Regions from separate parts of the Homo sapiens genome. Here region 2 is linked to region 1. Evidence: chromatin loops called from intact Hi-C (ENCODE). Cell type or tissue: CD4-positive, alpha-beta T cell. All regions are shown on one strand.

The links. A loop is a pair of places that touch in the nucleus more often than their neighbours do. Peaks named below come from ENCODE experiments on the same cell type or tissue, not always from the same donor. Only the 100,000 strongest peaks of a DNase experiment are listed, where the experiment ranks them.
Region 2: it touches region 1 in a loop (2.2-fold over the local background); 4 of 110 quality-filtered maps call a loop at or near these places.

The regions. Positions count from the first base shown.
Region 1 is chr18:46,090,045-46,094,044 of GRCh38, reverse strand. It overlaps ATP5F1A (ATP synthase F1 subunit alpha), which reads left to right. Exons shown (of 12, transcript NM_004046.6): 3 at 2,194-2,363. Among named protein-coding and RNA genes, the nearest start is that of TRK-CTT6-1, 2.7 kb to the right of the region's middle. In CD4-positive, alpha-beta T cell, no CTCF peak of the experiment used is centred here; no DNase peak of the experiment used is centred here.
Region 2 is chr18:45,923,397-45,927,396 of GRCh38, reverse strand. EPG5 (ectopic P-granules 5 autophagy tethering factor) reads left to right here. Exons shown (of 44, transcript NM_020964.3): 14 at 1,495-1,659. Among named protein-coding and RNA genes, the nearest start is that of EPG5, 42 kb to the left of the region's middle. In CD4-positive, alpha-beta T cell, no CTCF peak of the experiment used is centred here; a DNase peak (open chromatin) is centred at 2,386.

The sequences.
Region 1 (4,000 bases):
GCCTCTGCCTCACGGGTTCAAGTGATTCTCCTGCCTCAGCCTCCCGAGTAGGTGGGATTACAGGTGCCCACCACCACACCCAGCTAATTTTTGTATTTTTTGTAGAGACAAGGTTTCACCATGTTAGCCAGGCTGGTCTCGAACTCCTGACCTCAGGTGATCCACCTGCCTTGGCCTCCCAAAGTGGTGGGATTACAGACATGAGGCACTGTGCGTGGCCTCCTTTTTTTTGAGACTCTGTTGCCCAAGCTGGAGTGCAGTTGCGCCATCTCAGCTCACTGCAACCTCCACCTCCCAGGTTCAAGTGATTCTCCTGAGTCAGCTTCCCTAGTGGCTAGGATTACAGGCACGCACCACCACACCTGGCTAATTTTTGTATTTTTAGTAGAGATAGAGTTTCGCCATGTTGGCCTGGCTGATCTCAAAGCCCTGACCCCAGGGGATCCGTCTACCTTGGCCTCCCAAAGTGCTGGGATGTTTTTTTATTTTGTTTTGTTTTGTTTTTTGAGACAGAGTTTCGCTCTGTTGCCCAAGCTGGGGTGCAGTAGCGTAGTCTTGGCTCACTGGACCCTCCACCTCCTGGGTTTGAGTGATTCTCTCCTGCCTCAGCCTCCCGAGTAGCTGGTATTACAAGCATGCACCACCACAGCTGGCTAATTTTTTTTTTTTTTTTCCTTAGTAGAGATGGGATTTTGCTGTGTTGGCCAGGCTGGTCCAAACTCTTGGCCTCAAGTGGTCCGCCCGCCTCCCAAAGTGCTGGTATTACTGGCGTGAGCCACTGCACCCAACCCCTGTATGCTAAGATGAAGAATACCACCTATACTACCCTGTGTGCCTTGAAAGAGAAAGACACACTTTGTTAACAGTTGATTTTTATTTTTTATTTTTTATTTTTTTGAGATAGAGTCTTGCTCTGTCTCCAGGCTGGAGTGCAGTGGGGCTATCTCAGCTCACTGCAACCTCCTTCTCCCAGGTTCAAGTGATTCTCGTGCCTCAGCCACCCAAGTAGCTGGGATTACAGGCATGCACCACCATGCCCGGCAAACTTTTGTGTTTTTAGTAGAGATGGGGGTTTCACCATGTTGCCCAGGCTGGTCTCGAACTCCTGGCCTCAAGTGATCCACCCCCTTTGGCATCCCAAAGTGCTGGTTTTACAGGCATGATCTACCGTGCCTGGCCAACAGTTGGTTTTTAAAATATGTTTTTATTGAATTTAGCCAAAAATTCAGGTTTTAACATAGTTACAGATTTCTTAGAAATTAAAGGAGAACATTTATTTTAAGGGTTTTACTTAATTTGATTAGCTTCTTGTCTGGTTTACATTTGTTTTGTGTGGACTTTTTTTTCCTTAATCACTTGGTTTTATTTTCATAGCTTTTAAAAATAGAATCTCGTGTTACAGTGTAGAATATATATATATATATATAATTTTTGTGTGTGTGATAGTCTCACTTTGTCACCTATGCTGGAGTGCAGTGACACAATCTTGGCTTACTGTGACTTCCACCTCCCAGGTTCAAGCAGTTCTTCTGTCTCAGCCTCCTGAGTAGCTGGGACTACAGGCATGCCCGTGCCCAGCTAATTTTTTTTTTATTTTTAGTGGAGACGGGGTTTCACAATGTTGGCCAGGCTGGTCTCGAACTCCTTACCTCAAGTGATCTGCCTGCCTCAGCCTCCTAAAGTGCTAGCATTACCACTGTGGCTAGCGTGAGCCACTGTGCTGGGTCTGTAGAATATATTTGGATTATTATGATCACAAAACTAGTTTTTTGTTGTTGAGAAATGGGCTTTGAAAAGATCCGAGGACCAGATTTTTATTATTATTATTATTATTATTATTATTATTATTATTATTATTATTATTTTGAGATGGAGTTTTTGCCCTTGTTACCCAGGCTTGAGTGCAATGGTGTGATTTCAGCTCACCGCAACCTCCGCCTCCTGGGTTCAAGCGATTCTTCTGCCTCAGCCTCCGCCTCCCGAGTAGCTGGGATTACAGGCATGTGCCACCATGCCCAGCTAATTTTGTATTTTTAGTAGAGACAGGGTTCTCCATGTTGGTCAGGCTGGTCTCAAACTCCTGCCCTTAGGTGATCTGCCTGCCTCAGCCTCCAAAAGTGCTGGGATTACAGCTGTGAGCCACTGTGCCTGGCCCAGATTATTTTTTTAATTGAATTGAATTGTCTTCCATAGGGACTGCTGAGATGTCCTCTATTCTTGAAGAGCGTATTCTTGGAGCTGATACCTCTGTTGATCTTGAAGAAACTGGGCGTGTCTTAAGTATTGGTGATGGTATTGCCCGCGTACATGGGCTGAGGAATGTTCAAGCAGAAGAAATGGTAGAGTTTTCTTCAGGCTTAAAGGTAAATTATAAAATAAGATTTTGGTGTTTTAGGATCTAAGTCTTCTCAGTTATTCATTTAGCGATTCAAAGATTGTATCAGATTTTTAAAAAACTTTGTCTTAATTTGCCTCAGATTTTTTTCTTGTTATTATCATAGATTGTAAAGAGAATAAACTTAAGGGTTTGAATTAGCCAAGTTTTTTTACTCTAGGGACTGATTTATACATAACTTGTAGCCACTGGCTCCAAAATATAAAATTGAATAAACTTTCACCCCAAATCCAAGAAGTTTAAGTCTGTTCTGTCTTGCTGTTAAGATTATTTTATACAAAAGCAAAGCATTTGATAACTTCAACAAAATTTTTCTGGTGGAAATTGGAAGTCCGTGACTTTGTATTTCTAGTGAGTAGACATATTGTTCAAAGGCGAGTTTTGGTGTAGCTATCAGAAGCTCTCTAATGTAAGTCTACTTTGTATTGGGTTGAGCCTCATCTGTCAGGGTATGAGAAATAAGTTGTAGGAGTTAGGGAAAGCAGAGGATGACATCTGGATAAACTAGAGAGAGTGGAACTGTCTAGTAGGCATGCAGATATGGGAAAAGATAGTCTTGATACTCTTGGTAATGTCTACTACGGAAAAAGAGCCACTTGATGTGGAAGAATAATTACAGAGCCCAAAGTTATCATTAGCTGTAAGACATTGGCCAATTTAGCATCTTCAGTGTACAGTATTTATCTTTGAAAGGTGAGGTCGAAACAGATTAATTCTGAGTTCCCCTTTTAGCTTTTGAAATCCAAGTGTCTAGAACAGTACTGTCCAGTAGTATTGGAAATATGTAGTATTCTGCAGTGATGAGAATACATCTGTGCTGTTTAATATGGTACCTACTATACTATCACTATTAATCATGTAAAATGTGGCTAGTGTGACAGGAACTGAATTTTTAATCTTTTAAATTTGACAAATTTAAATAGCCACATGTGGTTAGTGGATGCTGTATTGAACATCAGAGATGTAGGTTAAAGTTTTTGGATGTGTAATGATATTCCATGATACTCCAAGTACTTCTCCAGAGTTTTCATTATTGACCAGACTATTCCTGGAATAGCCTTTTTGCTTCAGACATGATTTAAAGATCTAAAATATAGTTTTAATGATGAGAGATGATTTGGTGCTGTTATGTTATGAAAATTTGTATTTGATTGGTTACAGTTAGGTAGCTTTTAATTTCACTTTCTACTAACTCGAAGAGTACAGGTTTTGATTAATTTTTGAAACTGTTTATGGAGCTTCTCACACATAAATAAGATGATAATCAAATTTGTCTTAAGATTTCCATTTGGCCTTCATCACTTTATTTCATACTGATCACCCAGCCCAAGAATCATTGCCAAAGAAAATACAGTGGAAAAAAGCTTATTAACCTGTCCAATTTCTTTGCTTCTGTAATAGTTATTTGAGGATATGATAGTGAGCATATTAGGCTTATCAATGTGCTGTCCTAAGATTATTCAAAATAGCAATTTTAAAAGTCTTAATCAGAGAGGGTTGTTTGTTAGTTGGAAAAGTACTCAAGAATAAACCAGGTGAAAAGGACAATACTGCTTCCCCCCCCACCCCCCGACTATTTTCTTATGTAGTATTGGTGTATGGGGA
Region 2 (4,000 bases), 170 kb after region 1:
CATACTGTTTTCCATAGTGGCAGTACATGGTCATTTTCCTTTTAAGAAAAACAGTGTTGGCTGGGCACAGTGGCTTACGCCTGTAATCCCAGCACTTCGGGAGGCCGAGGCGGGTGGATCACGAGGTCAGGAGATCGAGACCATCCTGGCTAACACGGTGAAATCCCGTCTCTACTAAAAATGGAAAAAAAAACAAATTAGCCGGGTGTGGTGGCGGGCACCTGTAGTCCCAGCTACTCAGGAGGCTGAGGCAGGAGAATGGCATGAACCTGGGAGGCGGAGCTTGCAGTGAGCTGAGATCACGCCACTGCACTCCAGCCTGGGCTACAGATAGAGACTCTGTCTCAAAAAAAAAAAAAAAGAAAAGAAAAACATTGTATGCTACTGCAAGATGATTATATTGAGATAAAAAGCTTTTCATATACAGTTCAATACAGTAGGAAGTTTTCTGTTGCTCCTTCTTGAGTGATTAGTGGATGAATTCCAGAGAAATGTACAGTGGATCATATGATTCTTTCAGTTTGAGCTCATGACATTTTTCTCAAGTGTTTTTCTTGTTTTTGGCTTCTTTTTTTTTTTTCTCCCAAGACAGAGTCTTGCCCTGTCACCCAGGCTGGAGTGCAGTGGTTCAATCTCAGCTCACTGCAACCTCCGCCAATGGGTTCAAGCGATTCTCCTGCCTCCTGAGTAGTTGGGATTACAGGCGCGTGCCACCATGCCTGGCTAATTTTTAGTAGAGACGAGGTTTCACCATGTTGGCCAGGCTGGTCTCAAACTCCTGACCTCAGGTGATCTGTCCACCTGGGCCCCCCAAAGTGCTGGGATTACAGGCATGAGCCATCATGCCTGGCCCAGATTTATCTTAATTTGCACACTTGGATGTGTTATTTTAAAAGTAGTGCTGTAGACTTTCTGTAAATAGGATTTAAAAATTTTTTATTGTGGATTATTTCAAATACATATAAAAGTAATGAGAATAGTATGGTATAATGGCCTATCATCAAGTTTTAACAATAGCTATCAACTCTTGGTCTCTTTGTTGATCTTGTTTCATCTTACCACCCTCCCACTCACCCCACCCCCGGCCTGGATGGCTTGGAAGCCAATAGAGTATCTTTCTAAATGCCATAGAATGAATAATTACTTAAAGTGCTAAATTCTTTTGCAAAGTGAATAGCCGTCCCCCGATTTATCATGACTTTAAAAATGTGCATTAGTGTGGTGGTTTACCTAAACTGAAGCATACCAATTTGAATATTTAAAAAGATTGATCTTTACAAAGGATTATGAAATGTGCTTTTGATGTATCATCAATTTTAATACCCACTTGATTTGGTTGTCCGTGATTTCCATTTCACTTGTCTAAAAATTAAACAAAAACTCCAGTTCCTTTTGGAGAAATTTTTTTACAAGCAGTTTAATAATATAATATTGTAGTAATATAGCATTGTTTCTAAGTCTTTATTTAATGATTATTGTTTTCTTTTTAATAAGGTTTCTCTATACTTGTTTAAAGAACTGCCTTTGTATCTTTGGCAACCTTCTGCATCTGAGATAGCGGTGATTCGGGATTGGTTATTGAATTACAACCTGACAGTGGTGAAGAATAAACTGGCCTGTGTTATTCTTGAAGGACTGAATTGGGGATTTGCTAAACAGGTATGTGTTCAAACCATTCCCTGGAGACTGGAGGTTGTACATGCATCTGTTTCAAAGAAGGATTTTGTCAAAACACTAACATTTCTGAGTACCATTTGCAAGGTCTACAAATTCTTTGTAGCTGTGTCAGAGTTTAGGATTTTCTGTTTAATTCTCTTTTGCAGAATGAGCAACTATTAAATGAGGATAAATTGTTCCACATTGAAAATTCTTCCCTTTTTCCTTATTCCCATGTATCTGTTTTTATTTTTTATTTTTTTTGTTTGAGACAGAGTCTTGCCCTGTCACCCAGGCTGGAGTGCGGTGGCACTATCTTGGCTCACTGCAACCTCCTCCTCCCAGGTTCAAGCAATTCTCCTGCATCAGCCTCCTAAGTAGCTAGGATTACAGGTGCATGCCACCACACCTGACTAATTTTTGTATTTTTTAGTAGAGACAGGGTTTTGCCATGTTGGCCAGGCTGGTCTCGAACTCCTGACCTCAAGTGATCCACCTTGCCTCGGCTTCCCAAAGTGCTGGAATTACAGGCATGAGCCACCGTGCCTGGCTGTATCTGTTGTTTTGTCTCTGGCTAGTTACTTTAGTTTCTCCTAATTGCCTCTTCTGCCTCTCATTCCTTTTTCTCCTGTAATTTGTCTTGCATGTCATTGTCAGGGTTGTTTTCTGAAACACTATGCATTGGTTAAGAGTCTGAGCTCTAAGCCAGCCTCCCTGGGTTCTGATCCCAGTTCTGCCACCTTCTGGCTGTGTGACTCTGAGCAAGTTTCCTAAACTCTTTGGGCCTTAGTTGCTTATTTGTAAACATTCATATTAACGAGTATACCTCAATGTCTCACAGGGTTGTTTTTTGTTTTGTTTTGAGATGGAGTCTCAATATGCTGCCCAGGCTGGCCTTGAACTCCTGGGCTTAAGAGAGCCTTCTGCCGAGTAGCTGGGATTACAGGCGCGTGCCACTGCGCATAGAGTTGTTGTAAAGGTTAAACAAATGAGGAAACACAAGATGTTTAGGATGATTCTTGCCACACATTACGTACTCAGTGGTGTGGTTATTATTAAGGGTTTGCTATGTAGCATATATCTTCAGAGATACATTTCAAGTGATTTTCACTGTTAAAAGACCTTCTCTGCCTCTTTACCATAGGCCTTATTTGTTAGCTCTTCCATAAGAAGATTAACATTTAAAAGGGAAAATGGTGGCAAACTCAGCCCTTTACACCTGTCTGACAGGTTTTGTTCTGAGCAAGTCATTTAGTCCTGGACAGCATGATACCTGTTGTGCAGATGAGGAAACTGAAGCCCGGGAGCTTTTCTGCTGAGGTGTCCTTGACCACTTGGGACTGCCCATAGATTCATCTGGGCCCTCTCTCATTGACATGCTCGTAGGCAAGAGCTACAGGGGGCTGTTTTCCACCTTCACATTCTCTGGCTTGTGAACAGAATCACCTAGGCTCTCCTCTTGAAGAGCTGCGTGAGAGTCTCCTTATGCCTTTGTTAAGAGTTAGGAAAGTCATCTTTCTGAAAGGTTTAAGGAATGTATTTTTCCAGGCTGCAAAGGAAGATAGTGTAGGAAATTTGATAGGCAACTTCAGGCATCAGAAGGAATATTTTACCTGTGTTGCTGAGTGTCTTATTTATTGTAACTAATGATAGAACAGGAAAAGGGAATGTAGACATAATTTATTAAATATCTTTCTCTTTTTTTTTTTTTTTTGAGTCAGAATCTCACTCTGTCACCCAGGCTGGAGTGCAGTGGCACGATTTGGCTCACTGCAACCTCTGCCTCCTGGGTTCAATCAATTCTGCTGCTTCAGGCTTCCAAGTAGCTGGAACTACAGGCGTGCACCACCGTACTTGGCTAATTTTGTATTTTTAGTAGAGACAAGGTTTCACCATGTTGGCCAGGCTGGTTTCAAACTCCTGACCTCAAGTTATCTGTCTGTCTTGGCTTCCCAAAGTGCTGGGATTACAGGCATGAACCACCACGCCTAGACAGTTCATTAAATATTTTTCTGTTTAATTAAGCATCTTCCTGGTTTGTGGCGTTGCCCTTGACCCGAAGTGTTTGTAGAGATTCTTGGGTGGAATGGGGGATGACATTCAAAGATAACCTTTTTTGGCTGGAGTAGGGGTTAAGTCAGGTTCAAACCTATCTAGGTACAGTGTTATTGCCCTTGACAGTTTTTTGCCCATTGTCATTTTATAGTTTGACTGTGTGGGATGTGATTTTTGGAACATTTAGCTTCTACATCGAAGATCCTTTGTTACTATTCTGCCTAATGTTTTGATTCAAAGGTACAAAAACAAAACAAAACCAAGGTTGTATGTTTGTGATTATTTTTCT